Regions from separate parts of the Homo sapiens genome. Here region 1 is linked to region 2. The links are chromatin loops, found by intact Hi-C in ENCODE. Cell type or tissue: endothelial cell of umbilical vein. All regions are shown on one strand. Each heading gives the region's core, and the rest is flanking DNA. Links, peaks and the distances in the headings are about the cores only.

Region 1 (10,022 bases), core at 1,232-9,231, 200 kb after region 2:
ATTAAGTTAATTAAATTTTCTGATTTCTTTAAAAGTGTCTACAAAACACTCTTTCTTAGTGCTTTTGATCAAAGTTTAGCTTTTTAACCAGAACATTCAAGAAGAGCTTCTGGGAAGTTGGCCAAGTGTATTGATACTTGCTTTTACCTTTCAATATGTGAATTATCTTCACGTTTGTCCAGGCTACAGTGCTGAGGAGAGGAGTGGTAGAGGGAAGGAGGTGAGGTGATAAGTCTATCAGTCTTCAGAGGCATCTACATAGTAATATGATTACAAGGCTGGCCCTGCAGAGACTAGACTGATTGTCCGTTTTCCCTTGGCTCATTTGATTTCTGGCCACACTGTGTTGACTGAGAAGCTGTGTATGGGCTCAGTCCCAGCACCTCCATGCAGAGTGTGGCTCTTGGAGGTGCTGAGCAGGGCGTGGCTTCTGGGACTAATTAACAGCCTCTCTGTCAGAGTTAATGAAGGCACTCCAGCCACAGAGAATATGACTGGCAGATCAGCCTAACACAAAACGAGGCCTTTGACGTCATCAGTATGCAATGCACAGTGCACTAGGCTACAAGTCAGCCATCCAGGTCTTAGTCTTGCCTGGCCTGGTGTGAATGTTGGGTAAACTGTTGTAACCAGCCCAGGTCTTAGTGTAGACATTTGCTAAATGAAGGCATTGGACAGATCGAGCTCCAGGATCCCTTCTAGCTTTAATATTCTTGGGCTCCACTAACTGAAGAAGAGATCTGGGTTTAGACTACATTGGACTACATTAGACTATAAAAGAACTACACTAACTTTGGGATGAGACAAATATGATCTCCCATCTTTGATGTGTCCTATGAACTCAAATAATAAAAGCTACCATTTGCTGAGCTCCTACTATGCACTCTGTACTTGACATTCACCATTCTGTTTAACGTTAACATCAACTTTACAAAATAAATGGCAAGGTGCAGTGGCTCATGCCTGTAATCCCAGCACTTTGGGTGGCCAAGGTGGGAGAATCTCTTAAGGCCAGGAGTTCAAGACAAAAATAGATGGCAATCTGCTCATTTTTCAAAGGGGAATTGTAAAGTTTGAAATGGGAATGAGGATGGCAGGTGTCAGAAAAAGGACTTGAACTCTAGGCCCAGTCAATGACAATGGCCCTGATTTTCCCCTGCAAGCAACTTGCACTTTCCCCTGCCTGATGTAGACTATGTGCTGCTGCGTAAAAAGCCACCTCAAAACTCAATGGCTTATGACTTCTATGAGTAAGGAATCCAGGAGTGAATCTGTGGACTCTTCTGACTTGGGATCTTCCATGTGATTCAGTTAGAGGTTGGCTGGGACCGCAGTCATCTGACGGCCTGACCAGGGCTGGAGGAGGTGTGCTCCCATGGGCAGCAATCTGGTGCTGGCTGTTGGTGGGAGGCCTCAGTCCTTTCCCCATGGGCCTCTCCACAGGGCTGCTGAGTGCCTTCACAGCATGGCCTCTGTCTTCCCTCAGAACAAGGGATCTAAGAGCAAGAAAGCCAGGCAGAAGGCATATTCACAATGACCTATCCTTGAAAATTACATAGTATCACTTCCACCACATTCTACTTAGTAAATGTGAGGCATGAAGTTTGGTCCACATTCAAGGAGAGAAAAATTAGACTCCAGCATTTAAATTAGGGGGGGTGTCAAAAGAATAAATATATATTTTTTAATTCAATATTTTTCTAGTATTTTTTAAATTGTGGTTAAACAAACCCCACATAACATAAAACTGACCATCTTAACTATTTTTGAGTGTATAATTCAATAGTGTTAAGTATATTCCCATTGTTGTATAATAGATTTCCAGAATTTTTTCATCTTACAAAACTGAAACTCTGCAAGTGAGCACAGGTAGACTCAATTAACAAAAGCTAAGAAACAGAGGGTGGCATTGTTGTTTCACTCACTTTTATGACTCCAATGTGACAACAGGGTGTGATCCATGCAAGAGCTCAGAAAACATGTGCTAAGTGAATAGTAAAAGTCAGACAGAAAGGAGATGAGAGGTGCTGAATCCAGAAAGCTGAAACTGTATCTCACATCTCACTCACACTGCATCCCTTCCTCACCCCAGCATGCAGCAAAGGGGCCCACGTGGTCCTTTGTAAATATTGGAAGCAATTAACTAGATGATGTTAGCCATGGCCACTTGAATCCTTTGGTCTTAAAATCTTTGATATGGTTTGACTGTGTCCCCAACCAAATCTCATCTTGAATTGGAGCTCCCATAATTCCCAAGTGTTGTGGGAGGAACCCCACAGGAGATAATTGAATCATGGGGGCAGTTCCCCCATACTGTTCTCTTGGTAGTGAATAAGTCTCACGAGATCTGATGGTTTTATAAGGGGTTTCCCTTCACTTGGCTCTCATTCTCTCTTGCCTCCCACTACGTAAGAATCCCTTGCTCTTCAGCCATGATTGTGAGGCCTCCCCAGGCATGTGGAACTGTGAGTCCATTAAACCTCTTTCCTTTATAAATTACCCAGTTTATAAAAAACCGAAGTATGTGTCTATTAGCAGCCTGAGAACCGACTAATACAATATTTTTTTTAAAAACTGTATGTAAACAACAACCAAATAATGTATGAAAAAAGGGCAGATTTAGCTTCAAATATAAGATGCCAGAGTTTATGACTTGATGTGCAAACTTAGTATCCATTATAATATATTTTGCCATGTTCTATGTACTTGCCCCTAAACAAAATTGAGATTCAAAGCTGCAGTTTTAAACAATAGCCATATTTTCAGGTTACCAAAAGAAGAATCAGAGATCAGTGTTTACAACTGGTGTAAAATGGATATTCCCTCATATGTGCATATTTCATGTAAAGGTTTTGTAAGTATTCTGTCTCTGTGATTCAGAGTTATTTATTTCCAGGGTTTACATTTGAAAGTAACGTTTCTATCTACTGTAAGGTAGATTTATATCTAGAGAAGTATATTTTTCACAGGGTTCATTTATTAGGCTGTAATGTATTATATAATGCACACAGAGAGAGAGAAAGAGAGAGACTGATTTTTGGTAAAAGCTTAAAAACAACCAAAAATATCCTTTTAAATGTCTCCATTTTTCTCAAATATTTTTGAGTTTATCATCTAGTTTTAAAAAATTCAGATAAACAGTAGACAGTTCATGGTACTTTAAACCTGTCAGTTGACCATAAAATAAATTGTATTTAGTAAATTTCAAATTGCTTATTTTGTATGTTTGTAAGTGATACATTGTTTCAGTGAAAACAATTATTCTTAACAAAACGAGCAGACCAAACATTCCATATGAGCACATTGGATTAGATTGTTAGAACCAGCTCCACAACAGTCATACCCAGTCATGTAACATGGGACATTCCCATCATGAAGATAAAGCACATCCTCCAGGTCCTAAAGCCTCAATGGGGTGTGCATTTGACAGCATCCCACACCAGTGATTCCCAGCGTGCTAACATCCCGAGGAAGAAAACAACAGGTTCCGAACTCAGGTATCTCAGGAGCCTGCTAAGGGCTGCTTTTGCTTCTAGAATAAGAGCTTCTAAGTGTTATTATAATTATTTTTATGCATAAACTCCCCAACCTCATATTTCAAACACTTTTTTAAAGGCATTCAGTAAGGAAAGGAAATAAATATGAGGATTATTTAACACTCTTTAAGTGGTACTAAAATATAGTCCCTTAAGCATTTAATACAGCAAGCAATTTAGCATGGAATGAATAGAACAGCCTGAAAAAAAAAAGTGGGACATTTTTTGACAAGGTGAGCATTCCCATGCCCCAAAGAAAGGTTATATAAAACAAAAGCTTCTAAAAATGTGAAGTGCAGTCAATCCACTTGGGTCGTACTTGTCTCACTTGACGCTGTGTCCTATAAATTTCTAAAATATCAGAGAAAATGATGGGTTTTGGTTTGATATAGGTCAGTTTTCTATTCTCTCTCTCCCTCTCTCCTTTCCTAAACATACTACATATTTTTCAAAATAAAAGTAATATAAGCATATTTAATTAAAAATTGAAAATACTGAAAACCACCCAAAGTCATATGACCCTAACAAAAGACCTAACCCAACTTTGGAATATTTCTCTCACTTCTTTCCCTTGTTGCCTAGATTAAAACAAACCAACAATCAAACAAACACACACACTCTTAATTATAAGTTTTCAGGATTGCATAAGAGTTTATTCAGGCCGGCTGCGGTGGCTCACACCTATAATCCCAGTACTTTGGGAGGCCAAGGTGGGTGGATCACTTAAGACCAGGAGTTCAAGACCAGCCTGGCCAACATGGTGAAACCCTGTCTCTCCTAAAAACACAAAAATTAGCCAGGTGGGGTGGTGCACGCCTGTAGTCCCAGATACTTGGGAGGCTGAGATGGGAGAATCACTTGAAGCCGGGAGGCAGAGGTTACAGTGAGCCGAGATCGCGCCACCGCACTCCTGGGCGACAGAGTGAGCCTAGGCGACAGAGTGAGACCCTGTCTCAAAAAAAAAAAAAATTATTCAATTCTCCCCACACTGCTCAGCCTATAAATTATTTTTAGTTTTTCTAAATTATGAATAATGCTGTATTGTATATCTTTATGGACACAGGTTCTCTTCCTCTCTCCCCCTCATCCATATTTAGAATTGTTACTTTGGGCTAAATTTCAAGTAGAATTATAGAGTCAAGGAGTATGAACATTTAAAATTAAAACAATGCATGAGTATGCTCATGGCACCTCACCCTCACCAGCAGAAGAAAATATAAGTGTCCCCTTATTTTAATGGTGCTAAATGGAGCCCATTCATTTAGTATACTTTTATTAATTATCTGCTAGCAACCATGGTTGCTGTCCTTGAGGGACTTACTATCTAATATGCTGGAGACAGGAAGCTTCTAGAAGGGTATCGGGGTGGCCTCCTGGTAATTCAGGTGTGAGCCTCCCTTCTCCCCTCCAAGGGAACCCTTCCCAAACCCGCAGGGCTGAGTAGGGAGCTCTGGCTTGTTTTCTGTCTCAAGGCTGCCCCCTACTGAATGGTCAGCTTGTGGATTTTCTCACTGTTCCCAGATCTATTGAGGAAGAGGAAGGGGAACGGAGCACCAACTCCTGTAGTCAGAAGAGGACATAGATTCTCCCGGCTGTATTCCTTTGCAGTGTTGCAGCAGTCCAGCTGCCTGCGCAGCACACAAACTCACCTATGAGCGGGTGCATCCCTCTCCAAACCAGTTCCTCATTTTTTAGAATAATCCAGTGCAGATGCAGTTTGAGAAGGAGTTGGCTTCCTTTCCTTGGCCCCACTGTTCTATAGAGCGGTGTTTGCTTCTTTCCTGACTTTCCCACCAGCTGCCTAAGCAAAGAAGGTAAGGGACAGTGCTGCACAGATGTGGAAGGAGGATGAAGTTGATCCAAATTTATTGACATGAGGTTACTGAACACAGATTCTGCATTTCATGTTGCAGTTCAGGGAAGTAGAAGAGGCTCTAAAAGTTTGTTTGCTTGGTTGGCTGAAGTGTGGACCAGAACCGGCCCACAGTGAGTGAGTTAGAAGTGCAGGAGCTGTCTTGAGTTAGTGTGGAGGAAGGAATTCAAAGGCTTAGAGAGACTGGAATACTAGCATGGACTTGTCACTTAAGTTCTATTCACACCGGGAGGATCCAGAAAACACACCTCTCACCACAAGTATAAGAAATAAATTTGTGAGGGGAGCCCTGGCATCTTTGCAGAGCTCTGTGATCGCTCTTCTCTGCAGGCCAGACCTCACAGCAGAAACTGCAGTCACTGAGCTGGGAAACTCACACAAGGGAGTAATTGGATCCTGGGTGGCAGGAGCACTCAACCCCAAAAGGCAGGTGGGCGTAGTGACTATAGGGGATAGCAGCATTCCAGCAGCAGTCAGAATACAGCAGTCTGACTAGAGCAGACCTTTGGCATTGGCAAATTGATCCACCATGGTGATCCTAAATGAAATAGATATAGGAAGCCTACTAAATTCCTACTTGATCTGTATAAACAGAAAAGTTCTAGGTCAAGTGAATAAACGTCTAATTCAAATCATAAAAAACAGAGTCATGGCCCCTCAATTAATCCCCAGACTTGAGCCAGTTTACAGACCCAAAACCCCTTGAATAAAAAGGAGGCTGTGTCCCTTGGAGGAAGGACCCAGGTACACTGCCAAAAACTGATACTGTTCAACTTTGGCCTTTTACCAGGGTAGCTGTGCATTGGGGAAGAGGAAATAGACAGGTTTATCAGAGGCTGCCGGACACGGGTTCTGAACTGACATTAATTCCAGGAGATCCAAAAAGTCACTGTGGCCCACCAGTCAGAGTAGGGGCTCATGGAGGGCAGGTGATTGATGGAGTTTTAGCTCAGATTTGTCTCAAAGGGGACCCATTGGGTCCTCAAACCCATCCTGTGCTCGTGTCTCCAGTTCAAGAATACATAATTGAGACTGAGACACCCAACAGCTGGCAGAATTCCCACAGCATGGGCTTGGAAATCACTGTGGGCTTTGGGTGACCTTGGGCAAGTTCCCTAACTTCTCTTAGCTTGTCATCTGTAAGATGAGTACACCCATCAGGTCCACCTCACCAGTGTGTTGTGAGGAGCAGGTGCATTAAGATATGGATAGCTTTCAGCCAAGACTTGTTTCAACCACCCACGTCCCCCATGGAGCCTTCTGAAACGAATCCTAAACATATCCTTGTATCCATAAAAATGCCAGCATGTGTCACTAAAAACTAAACTATCTCCTTAAAATATATGACCACAGTACCATTATCATCTTTTAAAAATTAATAATAATTCCTTAATATCAAATATCCAAAGTTTGAATTTATTAATTGGTTCATAATTATTTTAAAGTTTTTTGTTTGAATCAAGATTTGTGGAGGGACCATAGATAGCAGTTCATTGATAAATCTCTTAATTCATAAGTCTCTCTCTCTCTTCTATGCAACTTATTTGTTGAAGAAACAGAATCATTTGCCCTGCAGACCTTCCCTCAGTCTAGATTGTGATGACTGCATCCCCATTTCATAGTTTAATATTTCCTGTGTCCATTGTATTCCCTGAAAAGGTATGGTTAGGGCTAGAGGCCTAGTCAGATTATGGTTCAGTTTAAAATATGTATATATAGTCCATGTTTTACTACCAACTGAATCATTTTTTATGCTTATATTATCTCAAATTTGGCCAGTGGGAGTTCCTTGAGGCTGATTCTTGTGCCATTATTTTCTCTCAGTTTTATTGAGGTGTAATACATGTATGATAAAATGCATCCATTGTAAGTGCACAATGTGATGAGATTTAGCAGATGTATCTACCTATAAAGCCACTGCCATAATCAAGATATAGAATATTTCCATCAGGAGCAAACTTTTCCTTCTGTTCCTTTGAAATCCATTTCTCCTCCCTCCTCTGCCCCCAGGCAACCACTGATCTCGTTTCTGTAGCATGGATTTGTTTGATTTTTCTTGAACTTTTTATACATTGAGTAATATAGTAATATTCTTTTGTGTCTGGTTTCTTTCGCTGCATGTAATGCTTTTGAGATTCACCATATTGTTCCATGTAACAATGGTTTATTCCTTTTTATTGCTCTGTGGTATTACATTGTATAGATATGTCACAGTTGGTTCATCCATTTGTCCATGGATGGGTACTTGGGTGCTTTCCACTTTTTGCCTATTACGAATAAATCTTCTAGGAACACTTGTGTACAAGTTTTATGTGGATATATGTTTTCACTTCTCTTGGGTAAATACCTACGTTCAAAATGGTTATGTTATAGAGTTTGTTTAACTTTTTAGGAAACAGCCCAACAGTTTTCCAAAGTGGCTATACAAATATATATTCCCACCAGCAATATATGACATTCCAGTTGCTACACATCCTTTCCAGCACTTGGTTTTCAGTGTTTTGAATTTTAGCGATGCTACAGGTGTGTACTGGCATCTCATTTCCCTGATGACTATTCCTACCAAGCTTCTTTTCAAGTCCTTATCTTCTTTGGTAAAATATGTGCTCAAAGCTTTTGCTCATTTTATTTAGGATTTATTTATGTCTTTATTGTTAAATTTTAAGAGTTCTGAATATATTTTAAATACTTGTATTTAACAGATATATATATGTATATATGTAATATGTGTAACATTATATATAATGTATATTTTATAATGTGTATATATATGTCTATCTGTCAAAAGAGTTGTATTCTCTTTTTCTTTACTGCGCTCTCTCTCTCTCTATATATATATATATATAGTATTCAGTAAGTAATATTTTCTCCCATTATATGATTTGACTTGTTGTTTTCTTAGAAATGTCTTAGATACTAAAAATTTTTAAATTTGATAATGGTCAATTTGTAACATTTTTCTTTATTTTCTTTATTTCTAAATTTTTGTGACCTAGCTAAGAAATATTTTCCTAAACCAAGGCCACAAAACTCCCCCTGTGTTTTCTTCTAGAAGTTTTAGATTTTATATTTAAATCTCTGACTCATTTCAAGTTCAGTTTCATAAGCGGTCTGAGTAGAGTTGATGCTCATTTTTTTTCTATACGGATATCCCATAGTTACAGCACCATTTGCTGAAAAGATTTTCCTTTCCCCCCAAAATTGCCTTGGTAACTGTCAGGAATCTACAGACCACACAGGTGAGGGTTTGCGTCTGGCCCTATTGGTTTCCATTGATCTGTGTGTCTATCCCTTTGCCAATGTCAAACTGTTCTTACAACTGTAACTTTATAGTAAGTACCCTATCATGTACTTTAACTTTCCAACTTTGTTATTCTTTTAAAAATTGCTTTGGTAATTCTAGCTCATTTCCATATAAATTTTATAAACAGCTTTTTCTCAAAAAAATTTAAAAAAAAACAGGTCTGCTGGAATTTCGATAGGGATGACACTGACTCTATAAACTATGTCCTAGAGAAGTAACATCTTAATAATAGTAAATCTCCCTAGCTGAACTAGGTTTATCTCTCCATTTCTTTAGGTCTTCTTTAATTTCTCCCAGCAATGTTTTGTAGTTTTCAATGAAAAGGTTTTGCATATATTTTCTTAAATTTATTCCTAAGTATATTTTCCTTTTGATTCCTCCATAAATAGAATGATGTTTCAAATTTTCTTTTTAGTCCTTTTCTGTATCCTTTTAGCATGCTCCCTTACTTTAAATGTTTGATTGATAGTTTTTCTGACAGAGTGAGAGGTACTTTTCCTGTCCCAGGCCTGGAATGAAATTATCTTTTTCTGAGAGTAACTCTGGTTTCTCTTTAGTGGAGAATGGCATTTTGACTCTAGAATATGTCCCACTAATGTGTACAGCGCATGTGTTGAGTTCAAAAGTCAATTGAAGTCATATCTGTGTGGTTATTTTACTCTTTTAATACAATGCCGGGTTTATTTGATTCCATTTATTTCCAATTTTAAGGTTTGATTTTGTCTATTGATTTAATTTCAGTTTTTTAATATTGACAGCTCAGAAGCCCAATTATATGCTCTTAAAGAAGTCTCGCTTCCCCATGACTTCCACTATTTCTCATACAGGGATTATTTTTATTAGCCTCTGCGTTTTCCTTCTGAAAGTGTTTCTTTTTGCAGTTATGGCTTCCTATTTCCCCACCTTTCTTTTACAACTTTAGCACCATACATACACTGTTCTGCATCTTGCTTTTATCACTTAAAAATATATCCTGGTGATTATTAGATATAAGTATATAGTCATCCCTCAATATCTATGGAGAATTAGTTCCAGGACCTCACATGGACACCAAAGTCTGTGGGTGCTCAAGTCTGTGATATAAAACAGCTTAGTATTCGCATATAACCTATACACTTTCTTCCATGATTACTTACAATGCCTAATGTAAGTGCTATGTAAGTAGTTGTTATGCTGTATAGTTTAGAGAATAATTATAAGAAAAGGTCTGTAAGTGTTCAGAATGGATGTAATTTAAAACTATATATATATATATATATACAGTTTTTTTTAATCCATGGTTGGTTTTATCTATGGATACAGATCCAGA
Region 2 (10,022 bases), core at 1,190-9,189:
TCTGCTATATTCTCTTCCTGTATGTTTTTAATTGCTAAATAAAAATTGTATATATTTATGGTGTGGAGCATGATGTTTTGATATATATTGTGGAATGGCTAAATTAAGCTAATTAACATATGCATTACCTTACATGCTGGTTATTTTTATGGTGAGAACATTTAAAATGTACTCTCTCAGCAGTTTTTAAGAATATAATACATTGTTATTAACTACAGTCACCATGTAGCACAGTGGAGCTCCTGAACTTAGCTTCCGGTCTAACTGAAATTTGTTTTGTTGTTGTTGTGTTGTCCAGGCTGAAGTGCAGTGGTGCAATCTTGACTTACTGCAGCCTCAACCTCCTGGGCTAAAGTGATCCTCCTACCTCATCCTCCTGAGTAGCTGAGACTACAGGCGTGTGCCACCATACCCAGAGAATTTTTCTATTTTTTGTAGAGATGAGGTTTCACCATGTTGCCCAGGCCAGTCTTCAGCTCCTGGGCTCAGATGATCTGCCCACCTCAGCCTCCCAAAGTGCTGGGATTACAGATGTAATTTTGCATTTTTACCATCTCCTCTTATTTATTTGTATTTGTATTTTTAACCATCTCCTCTTATTTATTTTATTTTTTTACATAAAAGAAGTCTGGCCAGGTGCAGTGGCTCATGCCTGTAATCCCAGCACTTTGGGAGGCTGAAGTGGGTCGATCACCCAAGGTCAGGAGTTTGAGACCAGCCTGGCCAACATGGCGAAACCCCGCCTCTACTAAAAATACAAAAATTGGCCAAGCGTGGTGGTGCACGCCTGTAGTCCCAGCTCCTTGGGAGGCTGAGGCAGGAGAATCACTTGAACCCAGGAGCAGAGGTTGCAGTGAGCCAAGATCATGCCATTGCACTCCAGCCTGGTCAGTAGAGTGAGACTCCATTTCAAAAAAAAAAGAGAGAGGGAGAAAAAGGAAATCAAGATTACCGAATACGTGGAAGTCGAGTTCCTACCCCTTCTTGGTTCCATCCCCTTCCACCCTTGCCAAGGCCTTCACTATCCTGGATTTTGACCTTGAAGTCTGTGGTTAGAATGCTGTTCCATACGCCACTAAGTGTCTTTCTTGTGTTTCTCATTTAACCACCATATGAGCCCTGTAAGGCTGTACTGCTGCTATGTCCATTGGACAGATGAGCAAACCAAGGTCCAGGAAAATAAAAAATTGAGCCACCCAAGGTCTAAAAGCCAGACTGACTCCAGCCAACTGTGGCTGGATGCTGTTGTCTCACCTTTGTGTTATGAAGCCCTTTTTTCATCCTCTGTCTAGTTTTCCAACAAGGTTCTGTGGCTAAACCTCACAAATAATCGCATTAATCTGAGAATACTGTGCCAAAAAGAACATTGTGAATAACATTAATGGTGAATGTATTACACACAGAAATCTAAAAACACCTCTGGTGTTTTCTCAGAAACATTTTTACAGTTCTAAAGTAATTTTATAAATCTTGTTTAAAAGGTAAAGAATTACTATTCTGAAGAGCTTGAGCAGAAATCTAGATTTCTTAAGAACTCAACTAATTCTCACCTCCTTCATCTGCAAATGGCACAAGTTTTCCAACAAGTCTTGAAAATTTTACCTCTTTTGTCGACAAAGGATGAAAACCAGAGGTATGAAGAGGCTTTGCATTTCAGAAAGTCCATCATGGTAGAAAAAGAACCTTCGTTGAGGGAGAAACATTTGCCTCAGAAACAGGGATGAGTAAACAGATAGATTACTCTAGAAGCCCATCCATGGGGAGTCTCAGACTACTCCCACCCTGGGCACTACTCCTTTAAAAAGCACCTGCAGGGCCTCTGGGGTGAGCCACTGGCCCACCAGCATCTGCAAGGCACCATGGGAGACACAAAGGTGAATGAGAGATGGCCTTTGCCTTCAGTGCCATGTTACCTATGAACAGATGTTGACTTGCTTCTTTTTGGAAGCCTGCCCATAACAGTGAGAATTAGTAGGTTTTAGAGAACTCTTGTAGACAGGGCCTTGCTCTGTCACTCAGGCTGAAATGCAGTGGCACCATGTCAGCTCACTGCAGCCTCAACCTCTTGGGCTCAAGTCATCCTCCTGCCTCAGCCCCTCAAGTGGCTGGGTCTACAGGCGCGCACCACCATGCCTGGCTAACTTTTGTATTTTTTGTAGAGATGGGGTTTTGCTGTGTTGCCCCGGCTGGTCTCGAACTCCTGAGTTCAGGCAATCTGCCCGCCTCAGCCTCCCAAAGTGCTGGGATTACAGGCATGAGCCACCATGCCCGGCCTACCCTTGTATATTTGTCCAGGAAGAGACTCTTGAGTTAGCTGGTGTGTCCCAGGGCCTGTGTTCCACAGATGAGCCTGAGGCCGGGGAACGCCTGCCCCACTCAGGGGAACCTGGGGAGTGCTGTGCTGGTGTGGGCTGAATGACATCCCCTAGAAGGGAATGGTGAAGCCCCAATCCCTGGCACCTGTCAATGTGACCCTATTTGGAAACAGGGTCATTGCAGATATAATTAGTCGAGTTAAGATGGGATCATATTGGAGTAGGGTGGACCCCCAATTCAATGTGATGGTGTCTGCATAAGAGGAAGGAGATTTGGACATGAAGACGCATATAGAGGAGAGTGCTGAGTGAAGACAGACATTGGGAGGAAGAGGTGTGTGAAGACGAGGCAGAGTGCAGCGATGCCCCTCCAGCCAAGCAGCACCGGGGCTTGGCCCGAGGGGGAAGGAAGACTTCACCCCCAGAGGCTTCGGAGGGAGCATGGCCCTGCGGATGCCTTGGATTGGGACTTCTGGTCTTCGTGACTGTGACAAAGTAAACTTTTGTTGCTTGGAGCCTCCCAGGTTGTGACCTTTGCTAAGGCAGCCCAAGCAGACAAACACACTGACGCTTCCTGAAATTCTGGAGGCCGCTCCCCTGGGGGGCAGCGTTGCTTCCTTCTGTCAAATGTGGGGCCTGGACCTGGGCTTGCTGGGCCCCCTCCTGTTCTAGGCCACTACTCCTGCTCCAGAATCCCAGATCCTCCCTGCCTGTCCCGGCTGATTCATGATCCCAGCCTGGCTTCACCACAGGGCCTCTCAAAGAGCCCCGAGACCTGCTCCTGGGTTTCTGGAGCGCGGCCATCACAGATCCCTGCTGTGTCTGTCTGACAGGCTCCATCAGCAATAGGATACAAAAGTGAATCCTCAGCCTCCCCAACTTACCATGGGGCTAAATCCAGGGGGCCAGACAAGTGCCCAGGTCTGTGGGCCCTGGTCTGCTATTTCCAGGTCCCCAAGAGGCTAGTAGAAGGTGCTTGTTCCCTGGCCCCGAGGGAACCCTTGACCTCAGCCAGCTCCAGCCCCTGCAGGAGCCATCTCCATGCCTCTAGACCCCCAGTAGACACCCTCCTTCCAGGATCTGACTCCGGTTGTTAGCCTGGGCCCCCAGGATGAGGACAGTGTAAGGAGCCAGGAGGTTGGGACCAGACTGGCCTCCTAGCCTAGCTGAAGAGATGGGTCCTGGCCTTATGAGCTCCCATATGACTGGAAGCTTCCCCAACCCTGGAACCACAGACAGTTCCTGGGCTCTGGTCCTCTCAGCCCAGTGGTGCAGGGGCGGCCCATCCTGAGAGTTCCTGCGGGGAAGAGGGGCCTGTGGGGACAAGGGGATGCTACAGTGAGTGACTTTGAGGACAAGGACACACACAAGCACAGCCCTTTCGGCCACCCCATGGGCCCTGGGTTGCCAGGAGCCTTACCAAGCCCCAGCTTGCCTGGTCCCCACCTCCATGAGGCCACGAGCCAGCCTGGCCGCCCTGGAGCTAGTGCTGGAGCCCATCACGGGATCTGCTATCCCACCATGCAGCAAGAAGAGGAACTGAGAGCCAAGACACTTTTAGAGCCATTTGACCGAGTGTCTGCCTGTTGAATCTAATGATGTAATTTGCATATCTTTATTTTCATTTTCTAGGGGTTGGGAGCTGTGATCAGCACAGGCTGCTTGGCCAGGAGGAATGACTGCAGGGTGGGCAGACACAGGTTGGTACTCAGTGGAGACCTGAGTGAATGAATGAATCAGAGCTGGGGAGGACGGGGGGCATGGGAGGGAACTGCCGTTGTCAGAGAAAGCCCAACACAGACCTTCCTTTCCCTGGGATCATCCCTGGGGTCACCAAACCTCCCCCGTACACCTGAGGAGAGACCACCTGAGTCACAGCCCGCAGAGCTCCGGCCAAAGAGCTGGGATGGATGGGCTGGAGCCAGTGGACTTGGCTCAGGGTCTAATTTCCTAGTCGTGACCACTATCCCCTCCTCTACGCTGAGCCTCAGTTTCCCAATCTGTAAACCGAAGGGGATGCTCTAGACCAGGGATCCACAAATCATTAACCTCTGGGCCAAATCTAGCCAACTGCCTCTTTTTGCAAATGATGTTTTGTTGGAATGTGGCCATGCCCATTCACTTGCTGCTGTCTGCAGCTGCCTTTGCGTCACAATGACAGGGCTGTGTAGGTGTGGCTGGGAGCTTATGGCCCACAAAGCCATGCGTATGCACCACCTGGCCCTTTACAGCAAGGCTGGCCAGCCCGACCTTCCACGAGCGTTTCTCAGCGGAAGCAGTGTCACCTCTGAGTGGGTATTTAAGAAATTGCTTCTGGTGAGTGTAGGTCAAGCTCATTGCAAGACAAGTTCCATGCTATAAAAGCTACTTTTCTTTAAGTTCTTATACTTCCACTTTATATTAAAGTTAAGACATTATGTTTATCTTTTGCGATTTGGAGCATAGATAGGTGATCATCTGTATGGGTTTCATTACAGGGCATTAGAGAGCGTCTGTTAGAAGAGCAGGGCATTGATTTTGATGCAATGAGGCAGTTTCTTTAGAGGGCCCACGAGGCCCTAGATTCCGCATCAGCTTTAAGTGGCAAAGCCACACAGCTATTTCAAGAGCACAGCACTAGAGGGCAGCATAAGCCCATGAGTGCAACGCCAGAGCTCTGCGCCCTGGGCACCGCCGCTTCCCGAAGGCTGCAGGACTGGGGAAGGCTTGTGCCACCAGGACCTGAGCACTCAGCAGGAGTGTCAGGCCTCTGGGCCTGGGTCAGAGCTGATGGAGAGACCGTTCCAGCATGTGAGACGCTGGAGGGAACTGAAACCCACCTGCTGCACATGCATACTTCCCCGGTGGTTTTGGAAATGCTCTTGTTGTCAAAGATGTCCCTTCACACGGGGCTCTGCCTTCCCCACTGCCCTCCTGCACAGGCACAGCACATGTGTGCACACTAAGACTTCCAGGAATCTGTCCATCTAGCTGAACTGATTTTTCCCCCCAATTTATTCGACATTAGGATCTTTCGTGCGAGCCCGCGTGTGTGTCTAAACTTAGCCACATCAGGAAGCTGACACTGGTAAGTGATGACTTAACATTGTGGGAGATGTCCTTCTACACACCTGTGGGTTCCATGGATTCAGCCAACTTCGGATTAAAAAACAGTTTTATGTTTCTTTGTTTTTTTTTGTTTTTTGTTTTTTTTGACGGGTTTTGTTCTGTCACCCAGGCTGGAGTGCAGTGGTGTGATCACGGCTTACTGCATCCTAGACCTCTGGGTCATGCAATCCTCCTGACTCAGCCTCCCGTGTAGCTGAGGTCACTGGTGCCCGACCCCACATCCAGCGTTTTTTTTTTTTTTTTGTAGAGATGGGGTCTTACTTTGTCTCCCAGGCTAGTCTCCAACTCCTAGGGTCTAGTGACCCAGCCTCCCAAAATGCTGGGATTATAGGCGTAAGCCACTGCACCCTGCCAGGATAAAAAATACTTTAAAAAACAATAAAAATCACAATACAACAATGAAAAATAATACCAATTCTAAAAAGACAGTATAACAACCATTTACTTGGCATTTGCATTGTATTAGATATATATAAGTAATCTAGAGATGATTTAAAGTACACAAGAGGATTGTGTAAGTTCTATGCAAATACGACACTATTTTATATCAGGGACTTGAGCATCTGCAGATTTTGTTACCATGGGGGTCTTGGAACCAATCCCCCTCGGATACCAAGGAATGACTGCATATATATATATATTTTAAGTTGGGATTCTTGTTCATTTTCAAACCATCTTTGCTAATATGGCAGTTGGCTTCCCTGGGCAGGAGGGAGCATGCCATGTGCAGACAGCATGCCCCTCCCCTACACAGGAAAGAGGGCCTGTGTGCACGGAACTGCATCCGTCTCTAAGGGGAGAGCGGGGCTCCTGGATCCTAGACACTCTGACACAGCATCCATCACACTTGTGGGCCGGTTTGCTTCTCCTGATCTCTAAGTCTCTCTCAGGCTCCCTCTTGTCCGGGGACACTGTGACAAAAGCAGCTGGAATGTTCAGGATTAACAAGACAGTCTTATTTAAGAAACAGATGCAGAGCACCCTGAAACCCCTGGCAGTGCCCGCGTTGCCATGGCTTTTCCACTCAGCGTGGAAGACCATGAGTCGTGCATCTCCCTGCTGGACCATGGCTTCTGGAGATGGAGGATGGCAGGGCCAGGTGTGATGTTGTCCTCCTGTCCAGCTCCTCCTGCATTGTAGGATGTCTGTCATAACCTGGTCTTAGAAGCCAAGAAGAAATGCAAACCTGTCCCAATAGGCCTCGCTTTGGCAACAGCCAGTGAACAGGTAGATTAACGTCACCACTCAGGCCATTTGGTCACCTGCTCACCAAGGTGCCACCACCACTGACACCAGGCTTATGAGGGTTTCCATCCCCATTTATGATGCTACCAGGAAGCTGATTTTAGCCACAGCCATTTAAAAAAACAAAACCTGTTGTGTCCTTGTAGATCCAAAGTGTTGGAAATCTTCCCTTTTTCCCCCAGCCTCGCCCACCTACCATTTCAATGTAACCTCCCAAATTCTTCCACAGAGCATTGTTGAAGGCTCTGAGAATCTTTCAACCTCCTCCACAAAGCCCTCCAGGGCCCCCGTCACAGCATTCCCTTGGCATTTTATTTGTGGCTCTTGGACACCGTTGTCCCCACCCTTCATGACAGGCCGGGGACTCCTGGCACTGGATCCTTTTTGCGTAAAGTAAGCTGATTGAATTAAGCACGCATCACTGAAATGCTTTGCTTTCCATGGAACCACACTGCCTCTGAATGAGAATCTGCTGCTCTTTAAATGCTCACCGACCCGCCGTCAACGAGCTGTTGTGAGGTTCTACCAGGAATCGGAGGCGTTATGCACAGACCTCCTTTCCAGCCTCTCCTCCCTGCCCCTTGTGGTCAATGCTGCTTTGGATGCTCCCATTTCCTGGGGGCCCGGAGATCCCGCTCACCTAGAGGGGATGGGCCCTGCTGGCTCTTCTCTGTGTCCTGCCTGGCCCTGCCATCCTCCTTCTAGCTGCAGAAGAGGGGAGTCTGGGGACTAGGGCCTGCCTCCTTCCCCTGGGGCACAGCTTCTGCCAGGCACAGCGCCATCCCCCAGGTCACACCAGTTCTTGGATGTCCCCATCAAAGCCTCTTGTTCCTCCTCTGGAAAAACTCTAAGTGGAAATTATAAAAAGTTCTCCAGAAGGTCTAGTCAGAAAAGTCTTGAAAAGACGAGCGGTCCCTAGAACTCCAGGCCAACCCCAATCTCTCTGACCTCCCTCCTCTTGTCCTCTTCCCTAAAACCACAGCCTCTCCCCTCTACTGGCACCTCTTGTCCCCATGAAGCATCCTCTGGGCCCCTCCTCAAGGCAAACACATCAAGGAGTTGCCTGGGGCACCTGCCTTCTTCTCTGCTGTTCCACCCCACTGGGTGGCACCCGATGTGCTCCTGCTTTCAGCTGCCCTTCCCGCAGACGCTGCTCCTGCACAAGGCTCCAGGGGCCTCCCAGTCACAGCCTCTCCCCAGGCAGTGCCAGCTCCACCTCACCTGACCTCTCGGGCCCAGACCCATCCCTCTGCCTTGGCCTCCTCTGGCCCGAGCCGCCCAGCACTTTGCCCAGGTGGCCTTCCTGGCACCCTGCCTCTCCCTCCTTCTCCACGGTTGGACCCGAGCTTCACTGCTAGTCGCAGCCCATGGGGTGCTGCCTGGGGTGGCCGCTCTGGAGGCCCTGGCTGTCCCTCTTGGTCTTTCACTATGGGCCCCCCACCCTGAGACAAGTGACCTCCCACCCAGGGGAGGCTGGTCCCTCCTCCTAGCCAAGTCCCACTGTTGTCTTGTGGCCAGAAAAGGAAAGGAAGTGGCCCCCAAGTCAGCAGTGGGGGTTTATGGACCACATTTGTAATTAACTTGAAAAACAACGCATGAGCTGAACGCCTGGTCTGGTGCTTGTCCTGGGTTTTGAATGTTCTCTTCACCTGTCTCAGAGAGTGACATTTATACAAACTTCTTTCTTCTGTGTCCTTATGAACAGTATCCAAAATGGGACCTTAGGTCTGCCTCATCTGAAGCATTCGCAGGCCAACGAAGCCATCTGCGCGCAGGCCCAGGTGTGTCTTGCAAGGCGGCAGCAGCCCTGCCTCTGGCTGTCAGCTTTGCCCTGGTGGGAGGGATTCATTTCTCTCTCCATCTAGTGAGTTCCCACTCAGTTCATCGCCTTTGAAAAACAAGCTCCCTGGCAGTGGGGCTTTTAGATTGAGATGTAAAAGTTAATTGTTTTATTGAACTTTAAAGAAAAGAACAACCACCACCAGCTAACAGGAAGCGCTTAGGAGTTGCTTGCTAATTTATTCTTATAACGAGTTTTGATTAGATATTGATTGTCACGGGCTCCAGGGGGAACCTCCATTCGGCCCCTCTGGAGGGTGGATGGAGTCAAGACTACATGCACTTCTCATTTTGTAATTAATTCATTTTTTAAAAGAAAGCAATCAGGAAGAATCTCATGAAGCTGGAAATCTCCCCAAACAAAATATTCCCAAAGGCTTTGCCAGGCTTTCTGGTACTGAGTGGGGCAGCTGCTGGTGCTCAGCGCAGGCATTAGGTTAATAGAGTCGTGCTTAATCCTTCTTACACTGGAAACTTGTTTGTATTCTGAGCAAAGGACTTCCTTCCCTAACCTCTAAGGGGAAGGATTCGCCTCGTTCCTTCCCACCTTCTTCCCCTTTGATGGGATTACCGCAGCTTGGGAAGGATTCATTTCACCTAGCCGGCTCTGACGGATGGCCTTTTTGCAGGGCCAATTCAGAAACATCCATGGCCGGAGGGAAAAGCTCACATTTCTTCTTGAACAATTATTCCTCACAGGTTCCATTTCAGTCCTTTTTCAATAGAGATTTTCCATACATTTCCAGCTCTCAGATTCTCTCAGTAAGATGATCGTTCTTTCAAACAGAACTCTAAGAAAGAAGGCAGATTCTTTTTTTTTTTTTTTTGGTGTCCTTCATTTTGTTAAATGTGCATTTTTGATCTATCTGAATTAACACAAGGGGGTTAATTCCGTACCAACTACCAGAAAGGAGCCAATATTGTGGCATGGCAGAAGCTTGTACTGTCAAGTTGCCCGTGGGAATGGGAATGGGAATGGGAAGAGTTGATGTATTTTTCACCATCTTCTGCATAGGGTGTAACCTGAAGGTCCCTGTGCTGGCCCTGGGAAGGGGCGCGAGGGCTTGTCCCTTCAGGGACTTTGCTCCCCCCTCGGTCTCCCCCAGGGCCTTCCTCCTTGCCTGCCAGGGACCCTCCTCATGCCCCTTGTCCGTGCCTCCCCAGCTGCTCTCTATCCCATGGCCCCCTTTTCAATGTATGCCAGGCACTTTATGTTTTGGTTTGTCCAGTCTCTGTCCGCACCCTCTTTCTCTAAAATCTAAGTGCCCTGAGGGCAGGCCCAGAGCTGAATATACCCCCAAACAGCCCCCGGCCCATTGGCAGCCACAAATGTCTGTTGAGCAAGCGAGTGGTGGGTGAGAGCAGATTGCTGGTGCGCTGGCTGTGGACCCTGGAGAGTTCTTTGGCATCTATAAGCCCCGGTCCATTCCCCAGGTAACAGGGGACTGCTTTTTTTATTTTTTATTTATTTATTATTATAATTTTTTTTTTTTGAGACTGAGTCTCTCTCTGTCG

Evidence for each region. Peaks named below come from ENCODE experiments on the same cell type or tissue, not always from the same donor. Only the 100,000 strongest peaks of a DNase experiment are listed, where the experiment ranks them.
Region 1: a loop joins it to region 2, with 17 times the contacts of the local background. A loop is called at or near these places in 5 of 110 quality-filtered maps.

What each region holds. Positions count from the first base shown.
Region 1 is chr10:127,644,857-127,654,878 of GRCh38, reverse strand. No RefSeq gene overlaps it. Among named protein-coding and RNA genes, the nearest start is that of FOXI2, 87 kb to the left of the region's middle. In endothelial cell of umbilical vein, for the core only: a CTCF peak has its summit at 4,988 (motif pointing left); no DNase peak of the experiment used is centred there.
Region 2 is chr10:127,849,087-127,859,108 of GRCh38, reverse strand. No RefSeq gene overlaps it. Among named protein-coding and RNA genes, the nearest start is that of CLRN3, 39 kb to the left of the region's middle. RefSeq lists a silencer at 4,940-5,019. In endothelial cell of umbilical vein, for the core only: a CTCF peak has its summit at 4,910 (motif pointing right); a DNase peak (open chromatin) is centred at 4,948.